Linked DNA regions of Homo sapiens: region 2 is linked to region 1. Evidence: chromatin loops called from intact Hi-C (ENCODE). Cell type or tissue: Caco-2. All regions are shown on one strand. Links, peaks and the distances in the headings refer to the core of each region. The heading gives the core; the rest is flanking DNA. Region 1 overlaps LOC100130698 (a long non-coding RNA gene). Region 2 has its middle 25 kb from the start of PRXL2A.

What was found. A loop is a pair of places that touch in the nucleus more often than their neighbours do. Peaks named below come from ENCODE experiments on the same cell type or tissue, not always from the same donor. Only the 100,000 strongest peaks of a DNase experiment are listed, where the experiment ranks them.
Region 2: a loop joins it to region 1, with 8 times the contacts of the local background. A loop is called at or near these places in 3 of 110 quality-filtered maps.

What each region holds. Positions count from the first base shown.
Region 1 is chr10:80,251,542-80,262,853 of GRCh38, forward strand. LOC100130698 (a long non-coding RNA gene) reads left to right here. Exons shown (of 6, transcript NR_136612.1): 6 at 743-3,867. Among named protein-coding and RNA genes, the nearest start is that of MAT1A, 32 kb to the right of the region's middle. RefSeq lists enhancers at 2,226-2,345, 4,811-5,311, 5,312-5,812 and a silencer at 7,972-8,266. In Caco-2, for the core only: a CTCF peak has its summit at 9,286 (motif pointing left); DNase peaks (open chromatin) are centred at 5,490 and 7,981.
Region 2 is chr10:80,377,506-80,388,817 of GRCh38, forward strand. No RefSeq gene overlaps it. Among named protein-coding and RNA genes, the nearest start is that of PRXL2A, 25 kb to the right of the region's middle. In Caco-2, for the core only: a CTCF peak has its summit at 5,749; a DNase peak (open chromatin) is centred at 5,726.

The sequences.
Region 1 (11,312 bases), core at 2,176-10,175:
TGTAGCTCTTCAGGAATCCCCATCTCCCCATAGCTCTTTGTGCCCATGGATGGCGCTTCCAAAGTAGAGAAGACCGTTTGTCAAGAAGGGAAGCAGAAGGGGGACGAGAGGGTCTTGCAGGCAGAGCTGGAATCGACTTCCACTCTGCTTCTTGCAAGCTGTGTGATGCTAGGTGAAATTTCTCCTTCCTCTGGAGCCTCTATTTTCTTAGATTTGGAGCAGGGTGGTCACACTGACCTTGTAGATTTCTGAGAATCAGAGACAGCACATGAAAAGCCTGGAGGCCATTCTCTTAAGAGTAGCTGTGACTCATGTGTGGACAATGGGCTTTTCATGCTTCTGTTTCTCTCTGTTTATCTGATGCAAGGAACATGCTCCGGTGATGATGGTGAGGGAGGAATTAGGATAGACATAGACACCCCTGTGTCAGAAACATGCTTCTTTATTACTGGGTTATGACTCTGTCTTCCCAGGGACAGGCCCCAGCCTGCGTACATTTGCAGACAGAGTGGCGTGTGGGGATAGCAGTTTGTCCCCACGACTTTTCTTCACTCCCCTGCTGTTGGAAGGACTCAGTTGAAGGGACACTTTATGGCATTGATGCTGCCATTTTGAAACCTGGAGGAGGGAAAGGTGCAAGGGACTATCACCTGAGGCATAAGGTGCAGCTTGTGTTGGTTTTGGTGTTTTTGTGTCCATCATATTCATATATTTCAAAACATTTTCTCCTCCTGACTTGTAGGTCAATGTGGCTACAGGGAAGCCTCATCCTTTCTCAGAATGGCCCTACTTGCCCGATGTCATGGCTGGCCCTTCAGGACCATTGATGGGCTGCCAGCCGCCTCCTCTACCTGGGTGTTGTCTGGGAACTCAAACACTCCCTCCATCTGAAGGTTTTCTGGGACCTCAACAAACTCCTCCACTGGAGAGTCCTCTGGGAATTCAACCACCTCCACTCGACTGTCCTCTGGGAACTCAGCCACCTCCTGCACTAGAGAGTCCCCTGAAAACTTAACCACCTCCTCCACTCGATTGTTCTCTGGGGCCTTATCCAGCTCCTGCAGCTGTCAGTCCTCCAGGACCTCATCCACCTACTGCAGCTGCCTGTCTTTCCGGACCTCATCCACCACCTGCGGCTGTCAATCCTCCAGGACCTCAATCACCTGCTGCACCTGTTGGTCCTCCATGACCTCATTGACCCACGGCATGCATCTGACCTCATCCACCTCCTGCAGCTGTCAGTCCTCCGGGACCTCATTCACCTCCTGCAGCTGTCGGTCCTCCGGGACCTCATCCACCTCTCGAAGCTGGTGGTCCTCCGGAACCTCATCCACCTCCTGCAGCTGGTGGTCCTCCGGGACCTCATCCACCTTTTGCAGCTGTTGGTCTTCCGGGACCTCATTCACCTCCTGCAGCTGTTGGTCCTCTGGGACTTCATCCACACCCTGCAGCTGTAGGTCTTCTGGGACCTCATCCACCTCCTGCAGCTGTTGGTCCTCTGGGACCTCATCCACCTCCTGGAGCTGTAAGTCTTCTGGGACCTCATCAACATGCTACATGTGTCTGTCTTCCGGGACCTCATCCACCTCCTACAGCTCTTGGTCCTCCCAGACCTCATCCACGTCCAGCATGTGTCTTCCCTCCAGGACCTCATCCATCTTTTATAGCTGCCTTCCTCTAGGACATCATTTACCTTTTTGTTCTGTGAGGCCTCTGGGACCTCCGACTACATCTCCACTTAGTAACCTCTGGATCCTCAGCCACCCCTTCTACCTGGGTGGCGTCTGGCCCCTCAATAACCACCTTCACATGAATCTCCTCGGTTACTTCAATAATCTCCATTTGTGGTCCCTGGGACTTCAGCCACTTCCTCCACCAGGGTCTCCTCTAGTACATCTGCCACCTCCTCCACTTGGCTGGCCTCTGCTATCTGAACTCCTCCAGGACCTCAACCAGCTCCCCTACCCATTGTTGCCTGTAGGACCTCGACCACGACCTCCACATGTACTACTTGGTATATTTATCTGAACAGTATGAACTGAGTTGCAAAATGGATTCATCTTTCCCTTTCTGAATGAATAGAAATGTTACAGATTGTACTGCAGGGCTTTGCACTGGCTGAGGATGTGGTCACTTTGCTCAAGTTTCTGAGAGTACAAGTCAGTTGCATTATTTCCTCATCATGACCTTGGCAGAAGGTATCTTCTGTAGATGAGGAAAGAGTTTTTTTTCATTTTAAGGGGTGGGGGCAGAGTCTTGCTCTGTCACCAAGGCTGGGGTGCAGGGGTGCACTCCTGGCTCACTGCAACCTCCGTCTCCAGGGCTCAGGTGATCCTTCCACCTCAGCCTCCAGAGTAGCTGGGACTACAGGTGTGCAACACCATGCTTGGCTATTTTTATTTTTTAACTTTTTGTAGAGACCACGTTTCACCATGTTGCTCAGGCTGGCCTCAAGCTCCTGGAGCCATGCCATCTGCCCACTTTGGCCTCCCAAAGTGCTGAGATTACAAGTGTGAGCCACTGTGCCCAGCCAGAGGTTATTTATAGAAGCTAGAAATACAAGTTTTGCAGGCTTGTGTGGAACCTGGGCCATATGGCCAGCTCTGTGAGGGATGAGACCCATCCCTGGCTGGCAGGGCATCCTGTGTGCTGCAGCAGAGAGACCCACACTGAAGGGCACAGAGCTTCTGACCAGCCCAATGGAAACACAAGTGAAGGGACACAGGGTGCAGAAGGAGGAGACAGAATCTCCTGGGAGTAAACAGGAGGCTGTGGAAGAGAAAGCTGAAGCAGGGAGGTGTGACATGGGGGGTTGTTGAACTCAGGTAGAGCTGGAAGGCTGCTCCTAGCCAGGCAAGCAGCGTGAGCAGGAGCATGGAGGCTGCGGTGAGGGCCACACAGAGCTGCCATGGGAGCTCAGATACCACATTGTGCACAGGAAATTACCACCCCAGCACTTCCTTGTTGCCCTACAGCCTTTAGTCCATTATCGGTAGGAAGATGATTCTTTCCCTGGGTGCATGAAGGCTCTAGATCGGGGTGAATGAATGCCTAGAGGTCTGAAAATTTTAACTTGGTTCTGTCAGGGGAACCTGTCTCCCTGAGTTTTCACGGCCTAAGGAGACTAACAATGAGGATGGGTCTGGTTCAGTGGAGCTGCGGCCTTGGCCTTCAGAATGAGGCCAACTCTGGCTGGAAACTCAAGGCCAATCCTGAGCTGCTGTGACCTACTCTGATCTCCTGCACCCTCTCCTTCCCACCCACAACTCTCAGCTTTGCATCTCCCAACCTTGGCAGGCAAAATGCTTCCCCTTCCCTGTGTCTTTGCTGCCTAAGCCCAGACACCAACTCTCAGTAGAGCTCAGAGCCCCAGCTTTCTCAGAAATGAGCTGGGAATGATGCGATTATGAGGTCATGGTGAGGACAGGGAGACCAAGCTCATAAGGAAGGCATCTTGCAAAATAGCTGGTAGATGGTAGAGCCTCACCCCTCCCGCTGGTTAAATGAAAATATTTCCACTCAGAAGATCAGCAAAAGGTGTTCATTGAAGTTCATTTAATAAACCTTAGGGTGTAGCAGCTCAGGCTCTGGGATTTCCAGTTTCTCTTTCAAAAGATAAGGGAAAGCCCCTGTCTCCAAGATTAGAATTCAGATCCTTACGAGATGAAGAGATCCTAAAAATGCATACACAGTTAAACTCTGAGATTTGTATCTGTGATCTGTGGATAATTATTCTCCATGACATACAGACACAGATATGGCCACACACAGAAGTATTCAGCAGGGGCACAGATATTTCATAGAAGACAAAATGTATATTGGGCAAAAGAAGGTCACCTGGAAATAAACCGAAATCTTTTTACCTTACAGGATAATTTTGAAATTTGAAGAGTCTCCTGGGCCATGATATCTTGGAAAAGTCTCTACCATATTTGATGCTCCATGTCCCATGCTTCCTCCTCTCTCTCTCATTTCCAGTGTTTCCCTTTAGAAACATTTGCAGTCCTATCTTTCTGGGTGTCCGCTTCCTGGAGGACCAGTTCACACCCCAGGGTATACCAGGTGTGACTCCTCATACACTATTCAAACTCAGGCAGATACTGCCTTGCTGGACACAGAAGCAGGGTTACCCTTTGGGTAGTGTTGACTGGGAAGGGTCCGAGGGGGGCTTCTGGGGTGGGGGAATATCCTGTATCCAGCCACGGGTGGAGGTTGTGCTCATTCATTCTAGAAAGAGTCACTGTGCTCCTAGTGACTGCCAGTGGTGCCTTGTGAGCAGATAGACAGTAATACATCCCCATGAGGTGGCCAACTTCTGACAGGGAATAGAAGGGGGCCCAGCAGTGGCTGTGGAGCCTGTGAGGGGCCTCGCAGAGACTCAGGGTTTGTCAGAGCCCATTCCCCACTGAGCCAGCTGCCCTCGGTAGAACCAACTCCAGGCAGCTCTAAGGGAAGTTGAGCTGGGTGTAGACATTTCTCCATAAGTCCTGTGCCCCCCACCATCTTCCTGTAATTTTTAAATTGTGTGATAGGCAGAGGTCGGTGGTGAGAGGCTCACTGAGCAGGACTGGAGAGGAGTAGAGAACGCAGGGGTGAGTTCAGTCAGAGGATGAGACAGGCAGAGAGAAGAGAGAGAAGGGATGAGAGAGGGAGGGGAAGGACAGAGAGAAGGAGAAAGACAAGGAGGATAGAGAGAGAGGGGTTGAAACAGTGAGAGAAAGAGAGAAGGGAGAGAGAGAGAAGGTGGAAGGTGAGGAGAGAGAGAGAGAGAGATGGAGATGGGAGGATGGAGTCATGGAGAGAAGTTGATTTGGGCCCAGGGGGAGAAAAGGAAAGCTGGAAGAGACAAAGACAGAAGGACCCACAGTGAGAACCAAGGGAGTTGGAGGGAGGGAGATGTCCAGAGAGCTGGCCAGTGATCCACACACGGAGGGAAAGGCAGAGAAAAAAAGACAGAGAAGAGAGGAATGAAGACAGGAAACAAGAGAGATGGAGAGGACTGAGACAGGGAGAGGAGGCTGGAGAGAATCACAGAGAAACAGCACAATAGAGGTAGGGAAAGAGTTGTTGAGGACAGGGTCACAGAGAGAAAGGAAGGACAAAGAGGGAGGCAGAGAGAAGCAGAGAAAGAGAAAGCAGGGAACAAAAGGGTGAGCCTGCAGGAGGTGGAGGGGGGCAGATGGCCTGGGTGAGGGGACAGCAAAGGCAGGTAGTCCTGGGACTCAGGAGCCATGGGAGTTCTTGCACTCCAAGGCTGTGACCTCCTTAAGGCCCAGCGCCATGAAAGCCCATCACATGGGGACACGCAGGCCTCCCTTGTGGCTGGGTTGCTGTGTGGAGCCTCTGGGTCTGTCCCTGAAGCAAGGACTTCCAGGGGAAAGGGCTGCCCTGTCTCAGGTTTGCCTCCTCTGTGGGGTGGGGATCCCAGCAGCCTCCCTCGCTGCCTGGTCCCTGCTGCATTTCCCATCCTGGCCAGCTAGGTGGCTGTCAAGTCCCATACCTGGGAACCAGGCTGAGACCCTTTGTCCAGCCTCATCTGTTCTCACCTGGCTCCAGATTCCAGCCACAGCTCTGGCAAACAGTCCACACATGCTGGCTGTCACCAGATCCACATACCCCGGGTGGATTCCTGCCCTGTTCCCACAGGACAGCCCTCAACCAATGGAGACAGGAACATGGAGTTAAATGCTTCTCCCTTTTTCACTGAGAGAGAGACATGCACAGTCTGATGCACTTTCTTTCCTTCTTTCTTTTTCTTTCTTTCTTTTTTTTTCTTAAGACAGTATCTCGCTCTGTCACCCAGGGTGGAGTGCAGTGGTGTGATCTCGGCTCACTGCCCCCTCCGCCTCCTGGGTTCAAGCAATTCTCCCACCTCAGCCTCCCGAGTAGCTGGGATTACAGGCACCCGCTACCATGCCCAGCTAATTTTTCTATTTTTAGTAGAGACGGGGTTTCACCGTATTGGTCAGGCTGGTCTCAGACTCCTGACCTCGGGTGATCTGCCTGCCTCAGCCTCCCAAGGTGCTGGAATTACAGGCGTGAGCCACCGCGCCTGGCCATGATGCACTTTCTAGATGCTGTCCTAGAGATCACACTGGGTTAAGCCTCAGTTGCCTTCAATGTGGTCATCTCTACAGTATACCCTTAGCTTTTTTCTCCTCCTTTACTTTCCCAGACCCTCACTCTGCTCCCTGGATTCACTTTTCGAAATAGTCCTCCTGCTGCAAAGTCCTGGGCACCTGCCCTACTTTCAGCATTGGAAGGGGGGCCCAGGCTAAGACCATGAGGCCCCACTGTGGGGGCCCACAGCCCCGTTCCTCCCTCTATTCCCACCACAGTTCCTCCCTCCTGTCCCTCAGTGCTTCCTCGCCTTTCCCTCCAGCCCACCGTGAGATCCCAGGGGACGGAGCAGCCCCTTCTCTGCCCCAGTGCAGGGCTTGGCCTTAGCACACGGTCAGTCTGTGCTGGGGTGAAGTGGTGAATGAGTGAGTGGTTGAGTGATAATGCATCATCAGATCTGTCTTTTCCACATGTCTCTATCTCCACCCAGAACCAGTTTTCTCATCCACAAATAGGCATATGAGGTTGGGTGCTCCTAAACCCTGCAAAATTCAGAGCTGGCACAGTTGGGAACTGACCTTCCTTGACCTCACCTCACTTTCTGTATCTATAAAATGGGGTACCTGCCTCTAAGAGTAAAAAGGAGGCCTGGCATAGGGAAAGAAATTCTCTCAGCTCGAGCACCCAGATCATCCATCTTGCTCTCAAATACCTAATACAGGGGACCATGTTTTCTGCTATAATTGGTATTGGAGCTGGTACCATTTATTAAAGGCAATTCAGTTATGAAGCTTCATTTATTAAAACAGTGTAGTAAATGTGTATGTATGGACAGACAGATAAATATAATAGAAGAGCAAGTCCAGATGTAGACAGAAATCCATACAGAAATAGAGAATGGGACAAAGGAAGCATCTCAATGCAGGGTGCTCAGACACCTGGCCAAACATCTGAAAACTAAAAGAATAAAATTGGCTGGGCACAGTGACTCACACCTTTAATTCCAGCACTTGGAGAGGCCGAGGCAGGTGGATTACCTGAGGTCAGGAGTTTGAGACCAGCCTGGCCAACATGGTGAAACCCCGTTTCTACTTCTAATTTATGAGTTTAATTAGTTCACATTGATAAGGATAACAGAAATATTTGGGCTTATTGCTGCCATCTTTTGTGTTATACATATACCCTTGGGATGGATATTCCCAAGGGTCATGGACTGTGCTGTGGACCACACACTACGCAAGGCCATGAGACAGAAGCCAGGCCTGGAGGGACCTTCACAAAGGACCTTTGGGCCTGCTGGAGTGCAACTATGGCAAGTGACCACAGCGGAGACACTGGCCACTAGCCATGTCTGCTCCCACCACAAAGCCTCATCCAGGTAACCCAGCATCACTCTTCTTGGGGCTGTGCCCACTGCCCTGGCTCTGTCTGCCCATGGCCCTGCAAACATCCACAGGACAAACAAGGAATCTGTATGAAATCCCTATCGGCATCCATCCTGGTCCTAGGAACAACAGGAGTGTAGAAGGAGGAGGATTAAGAGCCTCAGCTCATATGACCTGTGGAAGATAGGACAGGGCCAGCTGGCTCTTCCCTATAGGGCCCAGTAGCACACAGCTACTCGAGGACACATGTTAGGGATAAATATGAACCTGGGGGCCAGGCGCGGTGGCTCACACCTATAATCCTAGCATTCTGGGAGGCTGAAGCAGGTGGATCACCTGAGGTCAGGGGCTCAAGACCAGCCTGGCCAACATGGCAAAATCCTGTCTGTACTAAAAATACAAAAATTAGCTGGGCATGGTAGTGTGTGCCTGTAATCTCAGCTACTCAGGAGGCTGAGGCAGGAGAATCACTTGAATCCAGGAGGCGGAGGTTGCAGTGAGCCGAGATTGCGTCACTGCATTCCAGCTTGGGTGACAGAGCAAGACTCCATCTCAAAAAAAAAAAAAAAAATGAACCAGAGAAGGGAGCAGTGCACTAACGCAGAAACCCACTACTGAGCTGGAGGGAAGCAAGAGGCCAGCAGAGAGCTGATCTACACTTTGATGTGGCTTTGCTGCATCTGTCATGAGGCCTGCACCCACCTACAGGTCCACTGTAGTCAAGGTAGACAGGTCAGTCTTAAACAGAGCATTACAGCGCCCTGGGAGGTGGGAGTCTCTGCCACAGGCGGGACATGGGCTAGTGTCCTCAAGCAGAAAGGCTCTTCAAGGTGCCATGCAAAGGTTGGCATCCAATCCCACAACCCTCTCCCAAAAAGAGGAGCATTTTGGCCCCCCAAAAAACTGTTTCTGGGTCAGTGGAGCCTGATGGCAGCCATCCCTCTCTCTACCACCGGAGGAAGAGCCAGCCACCCTTTTCCTTCCTTCATCAAGGTAACCAGCCATTAGCATCCAAGCCAAGGGGCAGGGGAAATACAAAGAACGCATATTCACACAAAATTTCACTCCATGCTTAACCAGGCTCTGCTCCTTATTGATAACGGTGACCCTGCAATGGGCCTCAGTTCTTACGTCTGTAAAACAGGCATAAACAGCTAGCTCCCAGCTGACAGACACTGGTTGCAGGAACGGCATGGGATAAGCACTCATGTGCATTATCCTTTCCGCCTAAGAAAAGTACTCCCCAAAAGGCTGTGCACAGTGGCTCATGCCTGTAATCCCAGCACTTTGGGAGGCCGAGGCGGGCGGATCACCTGAAGTCAGGAGTTCGAAATCAGCCTGGACAACATGGCGAAACCCCATCTCCACTAAAAATACAAAAATTAGCCAGGCAAGGTGGCGGGGGGTGCCTGTAATCCCAGCTACTCGGAGGCTGAGACAGGAGAATTGCTTGAACCCGGGAGGTGGAGGTTGCAGTGAACCGAGATTGCGTCACTGAACTCCAGCCTGGGCAACAGAGCGAAACTCTGTTTCAAAAAAAAAACAAAAAAGGTCCCCCCGCCCCGAACAAAGGAGAAAGGCAGAGCAGTCCCTGAGACAAGATGGGGCGCAGGCACACCAAGGCCCCCGGAAACCTGGTCAGAGTGTCTGTCCCAACTGGCCTGCCCTGTTCAGAGAGATGGAAAGCTGGGGAGAGTCTTGATCTCTCGGGGGCTCTGAACGGCCTCCTGGTGAGGGATGGGGGTCCCTGAGCCCTGAGGCTTATTATCCCCCATGGGAACACACAGAACTCCCTGGAACCCCCTCCTCTGTCCACAGGGAATGCGCGAGCCACCTCTGCCCTCTACTGGCTGAATTAAAAACTGCAGCCAATTGAAGGATGGGCAAATAAATGTCACACATCACTCTCCCTGTTCATTCATTCCTCATTCACGGAGAGCTGCTTTGTATCAGGTGCCAAGATAGGACGGGAGGCATAATTTTAATTCTCTGTGTCTCCAAGGCTGTATCTGCATGAATTCTCCTGTACTTCCCCTGCTTCCCAAAGGCCTGGTCTGACAGGAACAGTCTTCATCTTTTTTCAGGGCTGTTCTAACTGTCTCATCCTCATTTGTCCACAGAGGCCAGCTCAGTTCTGTGCCCCTGGAGAAGGCTGATGTGAAGCACTATCCATTGCTGAGCACTTGCTAGGTCCTAGGCACTAGCTAGACCCTTTCTGTCTACCATATCCCTCCCAAGCTCACTGCAAGGCACGGTCCATCTTCATTCCCTTGTAACAGCTAGGGAAACTGGGGCTCAGTGAGGTTCCACAGCTTTTCAGAAGTCGCATGGCCTGAAGATTCTAGAGCCTGCTTCAAACCTTGTTCCCCCTGACCCCAGAATCTCTGTTCAGGTTTCCCTGAAGATGCCAGAGTGTGTTCGGTCCACAATGACCACAGTTACGGACCAGGCCCAGCCTGGTCAGGCTCACCTGGCCTTTCACACTGCAAGGTGGACCTGGTCTGAACCTCAGGTCCTAGGACTGCTCACTATATCACCCTGAGGATCCAGCCTTGCTTTTTACCTATAAGGTGTGCATATCTATCCCTGGGCAGGCTTGATCCTGGCTCAGCATGGCATCCCAACCCCTAGTCCTCAAGCTGCAGACACCCCAGCGCTTCGCCCAGGCTGCCCTGAGGCCTTTAGCACACGCATTGTACAGATGGTGATGACACTGGGGCAGGCTTTTTACCCCAAATGAAGAATCTGAGGGCCCAGTAAGCCAGATGCGCTGGTGAAGAGGAATCCCAGCCTGTACCAACCTCTCATTGCCTTGAACAGCTAAGCTCAGTCCAGCTCTGGCCAGGACCCTTACAGCCAGGGGGCAGCAGCCCTGCTGGGCCCAGACCAGGAGCCACCTACCCTTTAGAATGTCAGCACAGTCAAACCATTCTTTTACATTTATGGAGACTGACAACTAGCCTCCACTGTTGTCTTATCACTGAGCAACACAGAAGCATTGGCAGAGAGGAAGTGTTCTGATATTTCAAATGTTTCTGGTGGTCGAAATGCTCCCAGATAATAGCATAGTTTTGGAAATAATGGACTACATCATAAAATTAAAATTAACTCCTTCTGTTTTCTAGAACTTATAATGAGAATAATTTAAATAACCATTATTTACCAAATTTTATTCATATATGTATAATACTATTGATGTATCATTTGAGGAAAAGTAAAGCACATATAAAAGAGGCTTTTAAATTAAAAACAAATATAAGGGACTTTTAAAAGTTTGTGGGAAAATGAAATTAAAAGACAAGAATAAAAAATATAAACTTTATTTCTCTCAAGTTCTATCAAGGTCAAGACACTTTTGTAAGTGATGATATCGTCCATTTTGTCCATCTCCAAAGAACTGAGGATCCTGGGAATTTAACCATGTCAAGGCAGTCTTTTTTACATTATTAAATGGAGAAAAACGGGTCTCCTTTAAATAATTTCTTAAGATTAGGAAACAAAAAGAAGTCATAAGGAGCCAAATCAGGACTGTAAGGTGGATACCTAGTGATTTCCCATTGAAACTCGCAAAATTGACCTTGTTTGATGAGAGGAATGAGCAGGATCATTGTCATGATAGAGAACTCTCTGGTGGAGCTTTCTTGGGCATTTTTCTCCTAAAGCTGTGATTCTCTCAAAACACTCGTAATAAGCATATGTCACTGTTCTTTGGCCTTCCAGAAAGTCAACAAGCAAAATGCCTTGAGCATCACTGAAAATTGTTGCCCTGACCTTTGCTCTTCACCTGTCTGCTTTTGCTGTGACTAGGTCACCTCTGCTTCTTGGTAGCCATTGCTCTGATTGTGCTTTGTCTTCAGCATTGTACTG
Region 2 (11,312 bases), core at 2,134-10,133, 130 kb after region 1:
TTTAACTATAATTTTTCCACTATAGGGAAGTGATATTCTTAATTTTTTTAGAGACAGGCTGGAGTGCAGTAGGTGATCGAGGCTTACTGCCGCCTCAACCTCCTCGGCTCAAGTGATCTTCCCACCTCAGATCCTCCAAGTAGCTGAGGACTGCAGGTGCACACCACCACATCCAACTAATAATATTCTTTAGACATGAAGAATGATGGCAAAACTATCTAAGGAGCTACTTTTCAACATATTGTCATTCAAAACTATAACAAAGTATCAGGTCTAAATATGCATCAAACTTTAGAAACTCCAGACAAAAAAGCAGTTGGCAACAAAGCTATCTAAAGAATAAATGAGAGGGTATAGCCCCTTCGCTCAATGAAGAATGGAGACAAAACAAGAATAAAAAACTGATGGACCAGGTGCAGTGGCTCACGCCTGTAATCCCAGCACTTTGGGAGGCTGAGGCGGGAGTTTGAAATCAGCCTGGCCAACATGGTGAAGCCCTGTCTCTACAAAAAATCCAAAAATTAACTGGGCATGGTGGCGCACGCCTGTAGTCCCAGCTACTCAGGAGGCTGAAGCAGGAGAGTTGCTTGAATCCCGGAGGTGGGGGTTGCAGTGAGCCAAGATCATGCCACTGCACTGCAGCCTAGGCAACAGAGCGAGACTCTGTCTCAAAAAAAATAAAAAGTAAAAAATCGAAACTTTTATTAGACTCAGCATCTACATGACTAGAAAGCAAGCTTCTCTTTTTAAAGGTATCTTTTCCTCCTGCCTAAATAGTATCCTTTAAGTACCTAAGGGAGAAGGAAAACATTGACATACCAGGAGGTTGCTGGGACCAACCTCGACCATCCGCCCTCACCGCTAGGGAGCAGTATCAGAGAGATGAGGGACAGATATGCAGGGGAGGAGCTCCAAGTTCGGTGAACTTTACTAAGCCCTGCCTGCTGACATTGCCTCTAAGGGTTTCCTTTTATATTACTGGCAGAATGAACTTCAGAATCTTGTGGTTTTCTACCCCAGCTTCCAATCTGCTTAGCATCTGACCTTTTCTTAAAACAAAGATCTAAACATTTCCTAAAACAACCTCCCAGAACAAAAGCAAGAACGCACAAACATGGACTGACAATTTTGAGGGCTGATTACAAAAAGAGTGCTTTGATTTGGTACAGTCATACCTCGGAGATACTGCAAGTTCACTGCAATGAAGCAAATAAGGCAATAAAGCCAGTCACGCACAGTTTTTGGTTTCCCAGTGCATGTAAAAATTATGTTTATGCTATATTGTAGTCTATTAAGCGTGCAATAGCATTATGTCTTCAAAAAAATATGCATATGTAATTTTAAAATACTTTTTTTGCTAAAAAATGCTAACAATCATGTGAATCTTCTCCGAATTGTAAATCTTTTTGCTGGTGGTGGGTCTTGCCTTAACATTGATGGTTGCTGACTGATCAGGGTGGTAGTTGCTGAAGGCTGGGGTGGCTATGGCAATTTCTTAAGAGAACAGTGAAGTTTGCCACATTTCATCCACAGTAGAACTTCTTTCAAAATTGGAGTCAATCCTTTCGAACACTGCCACTGCTTTATCAACTAAGTTTGTGGAATAGTGAAAATCTTTGTTGTCATTTCAACAGTGATCACAATGTTCATGAATCATAAATGTTCTGGATGGCATGTAGAATGGCGAAAACTTTCCAGAGGTTTTTAATTTACTTTGCTTGGATCTATAAGAGGAATCACTATCCATGGAAGCTATAGCCTTACAAAATGTATTTCTTAAATAATAAGACTTGAAAGTCAAAATTACTCCTTGATCCATGGGCTACAGAATGGATGTTGTGTTAGCAGGCGTAGAAACAACATTTACCTCCTTATACATTTTCACCAGCGCTCTCAGGTGATGAGAGGCATTGTCAGTGAGCAGTAATATTTTGAAATAAATCTTTTTGGCTGGGTACAGTGGCTCACACCTGTAATACCAGCACTTTGAGAGACTGAAGTGGGTGGATCACCTGAGGTCAGGAGTTCGAGACCAGCCTGACCAGGAGTTCGAGACCATGGTGAAACCCTGTCTCTAGTAAAAATACAAAAATATTAGCTGGGCATGGTGGCACATGCCTATAATCCCAGCTACTCAGGAGACTGAGTAAGGAGAATCATTTGAACCCGGGAGGCGGAGGTTGTAGTGAGCCAGGATGGTGCCATTGCACTCCAGCCTGGGCAACAAGAGTGAAACTCAGTCTCAAAAAAAGAAAAAAAAGAAAGAAATCTTTTCATCTGAGCGGTATGTCTCAAAAGTGGGCTTAAAACATTCAGCAAACCATGCTATAAACAGATGTGCTATCCAGGCTTTGTTGTTCCACTGATAAACACAGGCAGAGTAGATCTAGCATCATTCTTAAGGCCCCTAGGATTTTCAGAATGATAAATGAGTGTTGGCTTCAACTTAACATCACCAGATGCATTAGACTCTAACAAGAGAGTCAGCCTGTCCTTTGAAGCTTTGAAGCCAGGCATTGACTTCTCCTCCGTAGCCATGAAAGTCTTGGACGGCATCTTCTTCTTATAGAAGGCTATTTCATCTACATTGAAAATCTGTTGTTTAGTGTAGCCACCATCATCAATTATCCCAGGATAATTATTTTCAATTATTTTCTGGATAGCTTGCTGCAGCTTCTATATCAGCACTTGCTGCTTCACTCTGCACTTTTATGTTATGGAGATGGCCTCTTTCCATAAACCAGCCTCTGCTAGCTTCAAACTTTTCTTCTGCAGCTTATTCATCTCTCTCAGCCTTTACAGAATTGAAGAGAGGTAGAGCCTTGCTCTGGACTAGGCTTTGGCTTAAGGGAATATTGTGGTTGGTTTGATCTTCCATCCAGACCACTAAAGCTTTCTCCATATTCGCTTTCTTATCATTTGTGTGTTTACTGGAGCAGCACTTTTACTTTCCTTCCATAAACTTTCCTTTGCATTCACAACTTGGCTGTTTGGCACAAGAGGCGTAGCTTTCGGCCTGTCTTGGCTTTCGACATGCCTTCCTCACTAAGCCTAACCATTACTACTTTTTTTTTTTTTTTTTTGAGACAGGGTCTCGCTCTGTGGCCCAGGCTAGAGTGCAGTGGGGTGATCTCAGCTCACTGCAACCTCCACCTCCCAGGTTCAAGCAAGCAATTCTTGTGCCTCAGCCTCCTGAGTAGCTGGGACTACAGGCACCACCACGTCCAGCTAATTTTTATATGTTTAGTAGCCACAGGGTTTCACCATGTTGGTCAGGCTAGTCTCGAACTCCTGGCCTCAAGTGATCTGCCTGCCTTGGCCTCCCAAAGTGCTGGGATTACAAGCGTGAGTCACCATGCCCAGCCCATAACTAGCTCTTGACTTAAAGTGAGAAACACGTGACTCTTCTTTTCACTTGAACATTTAGAGGCCATTGTACAGTTATTAATTGGCCTAATTTCAATATTGTTGTGTCTTGGGGAATAGGAAGGCATGAGGAGAGGGAGAGAGATGAAGGAATGGTGTGTTGGTGGAGCAGTCAGAACATACACAGTATTTGTTGATTGAGTTCACCGTCACACACACAGTATTTATTGGTTGAGTTCACCATCTTATATGGGTGTAATTGTAGATAATTACAAAGTAACATCAGAGATCACTGATTGTAGATTCCTATAACAGATATAATAATAATGAACGAGTCTGAAATATTGTGGGAATTATCAAAATATAACACAGAGACACAAAGTGGGCACATGCTGTTGGAAAAAAATGGCACCCATAGATTTGCACAACACAGGGTTGCCACAGACCTTAATATTTATTTATTTATTTATTTATTTATTTATTTATTTATTTATTTTATTGAGGTGGAGTCTCACTCTGTCGCCCAGGCTGGAATGCAGTGGTGCTATCTCAGCTCACTGCAACCTCTGCCTGCCAAGTTCAAGTGATTCTGTTGCCTCAGCCTCCCTAGTAGCTGGGATTACAGGCATGCGCTACCACACCCTGCTAATTTTTTTTTTTTTTTGAGACAGAGTCTTGCTGTGTTGCCCAGGCTGGAGTACAGTGGCATGATCTCGGCTCACTGCAACCTCCACCTCTGGGTTCAAGCAATTCTCGTGCCTCAGCCTCCCGAGTAGCTGGGATTACAGGCATGCACCATCACGCCTGGCTAATTTTTTGTATTTTTAGTAGAGACAAGGTTTCACCATGTTGGCCAGGCTGGTCTTGAACTCCTGAGCTCAGACAATCCGCCTGCCTCAGCCTCCCAAATTGCTAGGATTACGGGCATGAGCCACTGTGCCCGGCCAGACCTTTAATATTTAAACAAAATGCAGTATCTGCAAAACAGAGCAAAGCAAAACACAATACAATGAGGTATGTCTGCGCTTAATTTCTTACACAAATCAGATAGGTAGGTAGATAGAACAAACGACATTACTGGGATTCATCATGGAAATGTTCCACTATGGCCATTATGTATCCATTAAAAGCAATAATGTAGAAAGATACAAATTTATAATATCAGGGTGTGTGTTTGTGTGTACTGGTGTGTCTATCCACAGAGAACTATCTGGAAAGATGGTCATTTGAGGACAGGATTACTATTGAATTTGTATTTTGTCATGCTTTTCTGTATCATAAAATTTTTTATAAAGATCATGAATCCCATATAAAATAAAAATATGTTTTTTCATTTGGGAAAAATTAATTTTTTAAGCAAAACTTATCAATATGAATCTGGACAGCTCAACTTCTTCATTTTCAAAAGTAGGAAATGTATATTTGTCACTCTGGCTTTCATCGTGACTGTTAACATGGTGTGCTAGAGTCCCATCTAATAGTTTTTGTGTTTCAACAGGATTCTTCCTTGCCAGCCTCCAGGATGGAAGAGTAATGGAGGGAACTCTCTGGTTATTTTCTCTACCTGTCCTCACTCTAGGAGGAAAATTGACCTCTCTGGTTGTTGAGATTGTTAGGTGACTGCAAATCTTGGGGTTGCATTCATATGCTGGGCAGAGTAAATGTATTAAAAGTAACACTTTTGTGTTTCTTTTTTTTTTTCTCTCCTTGGTCTCTTAAACCTGCTGGTATTTGTGAGGCTCACATTTGCAGCTTCTGTATCTACAATTTGATGGGAAAGTCAGTCTCCTGGAGGGAAATGAGAGACACTACCACATTCTTCGGTTTATCTGATTATCTAACTGAATATAATTCTAAATAAACTATTACTCTACTCAAATGCAGGAAGGAGAACCTATTGAAACTGTTCTCTTGTCATAAAATTGCCCTCGGGTTCATTATTGTAATTACCATTACCATTGCTCATGGCTATATTATGATCACGAATATAACAGTCATTAGCTAAATGCTTCTGACTTTCCTTCCAGGCATAGACCTTCATCACGCATCTCAAACTCAGGAAGTCAGTCTCTGGTTCTCCCACCCATGAACATCCATCTCCAACTTCCACTACTCCCTGTGACACTTAAATGAGATAATTCACATAGAGCACATAGAATTAGCATGCCTGGACCACAGGGACTCCCGATGGCATCAGCATTGGCTGCTGCTGCTGTCATGATTGTTGTTGCTGTGCTAGACCTGTGTAATTTTAAAGTTGTAGTTGTCGCTGCTAAGGGACAATTTCCTGCCACCTCTACTGTTTTTTTCTCTGCATTAACAAAAGCCCCAGCTGGTTTTCCTCCCACAGCCATGTGGTGGCACCAGCACTTCACAAATTTTCATCTGAAATAGGTAGTTTTTTTTGTTTGTTTTTGTTTTTTTGTTTTGGGGCAGATTCTCACTCTGTTGCCCAGGCTGGAGTGCAATGGCGTGATCTCGGCTCACTGGAACCTCCACCCCCTGGATTCAAGTGATTCTCCTGCCTCAGCCTCCTGAGTAGCTGAGATTACAGGCACCCGCCACCACGCCCGGCAAATTTTTGTATTTTTAGTAGAGAAGGGGTTTCACCTTGTTAGTCAGGCTGATCTCGAACTCCTGACCTCAGGTGATCCACTCACCTCGGCCTCCCAAAGTGCTGAGATTACAGGTGTGAGCCACTACACCTGGCCTTTTGCTTGTTTTTTAAATTGACAAATAAAAACTATACGTATATGTATATATATATATATAATGTACAATATGTTTAACATGTGCATTACCTAACATACTTATCATTTTTTGTGGCATGCACACTAAAAATGTTAACCATTTTCAAGTGTACAATACATTGTTTTTAACTTTAGTCACCACGTTGTACAACAAATCTCTGAATTTATTCTCCAATCTAACTGAAATTTTATATCCATTGACCAACATCTTCCCAACCTCCACTCCCATCCCAGCCCCTGGTAACTACCATTTGAAATGGATGGTTATTAATTGCAGCAGGACTTTCAGCAGGGATCCTGAGGTCAGGTCCATGTTTCTGCTTATACAAAGAGTCAGCCTAGACAATCAGATCTTCCATAACCTGTAGAAATGTTTCCTTTTTGTGTTTCTTTTTATGGGGATTTACTTAGTACTTAATCTTGTGTAAATCACCCCTGCTTTGGCCTCCATATTTCTCAATAATTATGCTAAGATAGTCTAAGTAAACCAAGGGGCAACTTGAAAATAATAATGGTTATGTATTGAGCACTTACCAGACACAGCCATCCCTCTGGAGCTTACAGAGTAGCTGGAAAGAGAGATAATAAGCAATAGAACAAATAAATTTGAAGTACTATATGAAAATAAGTCCAGAGTGTGGTAAGTACTATGAAGAAAATAAAGGGCCACAGGGAGAAGCCACATTGTTTCACGGTTAGGTCTATATTCATTTTGAGTTAATTTTTGTGAAAGGTGCAAGGTGTGTATTTAGGTTCATTTTTTACATCTGTGCATCCAATTGTTTACCACTATTTGTTGAAAAGATCAGGCCGGGCGTGGTGGCTCACGCCTGTAATCCCAGCACTTTGGGAGGCTGAGGCGGGCGGATCAGGAGGTCAGGAGATCGAGACCATCCTGGCTAACACGGTGAAACCCCATCTCTACTAAAAATACAAAAAATTAGCCGGGCGTGGTGGCAGGCGCCTGTAGTCCCAGCTACTCAGGAGGCTGAGGCAGGAGAATGGCGTCAACCTGGGAGGCGGAGTTTGCAGTGAGCCGAGATCGTGCCACCGCACTCCAGCCTGGGTGACAGAGCAAGACTCCATCTCAAAAAAAAAAAAAAAAAGAAAGAAAGAAAAGAAAAGATCATCCTTTCTGCAGTGAATGGCCTTTGTGCATTTGTCAAGGATCAGTCGACCATATTTTTGTGACCTATATATCTATTTAACCAATACCACACTGTCTTGATTACTATAGCTTCATGTAATCCTTGAAATTGGTGGTATTATGGGAGGCTGAGGCAGGAGAATGGCGTGAACCTGGGAGGCGGAGCTTGCAGTGAGCTGAGATCACGCCACTGCACTCCAGCCTGGGCTACAGAGCAAGACTCTGCCTCAAAACAAAAAAAAAAAAAAGAAAAAAGAAAAAAAAAAGAAATTGGTGGTATTACTACTTCAACTTTTTTCTTCTTCAGTGTTGTGTTGGTTATTTGAAGTCTTTTCCTTTCATATAAACTTTAGAATCTATTTGTTGATATCTACAAAATAGCTTTCTGGGATTCTGATTGGGATTGCATTGAATCTATAGTTCAAGTTGGGAATAATTAATATTTTAATAATATTGAGTCTTTCTTTGTTCCCTTTTTTTTTTTTTTTTTGATACAAGGCCCAGGCTGGAGTGCAGTAGTACGATCATAGTTGACTGAAGCCTCAAACTCTCGGCTTCAAGTGATCCTCCCACCTCAGCCTCCTGAGTAGTTGGAACTACGACTGGCTAATTTTTCAATTTTTTAGAGATGGAGTCTCACATTGTTTCACAGCCTGGTCTCCAATTCCTGGCTTCAAGCAATCCTCCCACTTTGGCCTCCCAAAAGTTTGGGATTACAGGCATGAGCCATTGCACCAGGCCTTCTTTCTTTTTTCAGAGACAGGGTCTTGTTCTGTTGCCCTAGCTGGAGTGCAGCGGTATGATCATAGCTCACTGCAGCCTCAAACTCCTGGGCTCAACAGATTCTCCTGCCTCAGCCTCCCGAGTAGTTGGGACTCCAGGCATGAGCCACCACACCCAGCTAATTTTTCAATTTCTTAGATACGGAGTCTCACTATGTTACCCAGGCTGGTCTCGAACTCCTGGCCTCAAGTAATCCTCCCACTTCAGACTCCTGAGTAGCTGGGATTACAGCCAAAAGCCACAGTGCCTGGCTTGTTACTGTTTTAATCCATGAGACGGAAATAGGTCTCCATTTATTTAAACCATCTTTGACTTAGTTCATCAGTATTTTGTACTTTTGCACATGTAGATCCTATACATATTTTGTTAGATTTTTATACTTAAGTATTTTTGGTGCAATTATAAATGGAATTTTTTATTTCAAATTCCATTTGTACATGGCTGGTATATAAAAAAGCAATCTTTTGTATATTCACCTTGCTGTACTCACTTATTAGTTTCAAGAGTTTTTTTGTTTTTGTGTTTGGTAGATTCTTCAAGATTTTTTTCATAGACAATCATGTCATCTGCAAATAAAGACAGTTTGTCTCTCCAATTTAAATATGTATTCATTTTATTTTCTTTTTCTTTCTTATTGCAGTAGCTAGGACTTTCAGTATAATGTCGAATAGGAGTGATGAGAAGGATATCCTTGCCTTGATCCAGATACTATAGAGAAAGCATTCATTCTATTTGCTACTTTTTTGTGGAGGACTTTTGTGTCTATGTTCATAAAAGATATTGGGCTATAGTTGGCTATATTGGCTATAGTTTTCCTTTCTTGTAAAGTCTTTATTTAGTCTTTATTTAGTTTGGCTAGTAAGATAATGCTGGCATGACTTTCTCAAGTATTTCTCCATACTCCCCTGGCTGCAACACTTCTAGCTTATTTTCCTGAAGTCTTGATTCCTGTTGACTATGTTTTTCCCCCTTAAGTGAGACAGAAAGGTTAGAGGAAACTAATGTTTCTTCTAACGTTATGGAATGTTAGAATGTTCTTTTCCCAACTGAGTGGAATGAATGTTCTTTTCCCAACTGAGATCAGCCTCTGCCAGAGTCTTTTCCTCTGAAGATTAGATCTCTGTTATGTAAAATATTCTGGGCATATTTCACGGGCATTACTCTTCTTCTCCACTTCAAGAACCACTAAACCATAAGGGGAACTTCCTCAAGTCTTCACCAGCGGTACCTTGTGTGTTTCTTGAAAATAAAGTCCATGAAAGTGTGGGGGCCAGCCGGGCGCGGTGGCTCATGCCTGTAATCCCAGCACTTTGGGAGGCCGAGGCGGGGCGATCACGAGGTCAGGAGATCGAGACCATCCTGGCTAACATGGTGAAACTCCGTCTCTACTAAAAATACAAAGAATTAGCTGGGTCTGGTGGCAGGCGCCTGTAGTCCCAGCTACTCAGGAGGCTGAGGCAGGAGAATGGCGTGAACCCGGGAGGCGGAGCTTGCAGTGAGCCGAGATCGCGCCACTGCACTCCAGCCTGGGTGACAGAGCAAGACTCCGTCTCAGAGGAAAAAAAAAAAGTGTGGGGGCCACCACTAAGACTGCAGCTGTAGATGTTTGTCCTTCTCACACTAATCCACACACTACCTGCAGTAATTCATCAGAATTACTACAGATGCTTCTGGACTCATGATGCCGTTATGTCCCAATAAACCCATCATCAGTTGAAAATATCGTAAGTTGAAGATGTATTTTATACATCTAATCTACCAAACATCACAACTTAGCCTACACTACTTTAAGTATGTTCAGAACACTTACATTAGCCCAGCACTGCAAGAGAGCATTGTGCCACATATCACTGGCCCTAGAAAAGATCAAAATTCAAAGTATGGTTTCTACTGAATGTGTGTCATTTTCACACCATTATAAAATCAAAAAATTGTAAGTTGAACCATTGTAAGTTCGGACCATCCGTTCTGAGGCATCACTGAGCTGGCTTCTGCTCCAGGTAAGGAGATCTCAGCTGGACTTCTTGGAAGAGCCTTTCTCTCCAGAACCCAGATGGAGATTTGGCCTCCAAACCCAGTTTTCTGATAGATCCAGAGAAAGTCATTGATTTTCCAGTTTCCCGTATTTTTCTTGTAAGGATGAGAGCGCTTCTAACCTTTTCATATATCAGAATTGAAATCAGAAGTCCTCTAGAGAGACCACTTTAGATAGAAGGTCAGGGAACACTGAAAGTGACATTAGAATTGAGCTCCAAAAATAAGCAGGAACACAACAGCCCTGCCAGGCAGGTAATGGTACCATTTTACAGACAACAGTCCTAGGGCTAGAGAGAGAAAGTGATTTTGCCAAGAGTCAAAGCCCAAGGCTTTGAAAGGGCCCAGCCGGCTTCAAAGTCAATCCTTTCTTCATTCCACCAAGCAGCCTCAAACTCGTAATGCAAAGGGAGAGGCTGGAGGAGCCATCTGTCTATGGAAATGCTCAAATATATTCAGAGACTTTGAAATTGTGCCTTCTGGCTGGGCACGGTGGCTCATGCCTGTAATCCCAGCACTTTGGAAGGCCAAGGTGGGCAGATCACCTGAGGTCAGGAGCTCAAGACCAGTCTGACCAACATGGCGAAACCTCATCTCTACTAAAAAAAAAAATACAAAAATTAGCTGGGTGTGGTGGCGCATGCCTGTAACTCCAGCTACTCGAGGGGCTGAGACAGGAGAATTGCTTGAACCCAGGAGAGAGAGGTTGCAGGGAGCCAAGATCGTGCCACTGCACTCCAGCCTGGGCAACAGAGCAAGACTGTGTCTCAAAAACAATAACAACAAAAAGAAATTGTGTCTTCTTTTAGTTTTGCCTCAAATAAGCAAATTGAGTTTAAAGCTAAGCAAGTGTGTTATGGTGACTAGAGCTCTGGGCAGGGAGCCAGGAGACCTCAGCAGTAGCCTGGCTCTAGCAGGAGATTGCTGGTGACTTTGGGGAAGTGCTTACTCTCCCTGGGTTTTATTTTTTTCATCCTTAAAATAAGAAATCATAGACAAATCACAGGAAGTTTTTTTTGCATAGTTTTTTTCTTTTTTAACAGGAAGTTTTGAGTAGCCTGAGAACATTGAATTTTTCCATTGAATATCATTCTCCTTTGCTGTCTGTAGGCCGAAGAGAGTTAACTCTGCCTCAAGGGAGAGATTATCCATGTGAACCTCAGCTCTGGTTCAGGTTCTGATGAAGGGTTTAGAGCAAGTCAGATGAAATAGGGTGCAGACAAGGACAAGTT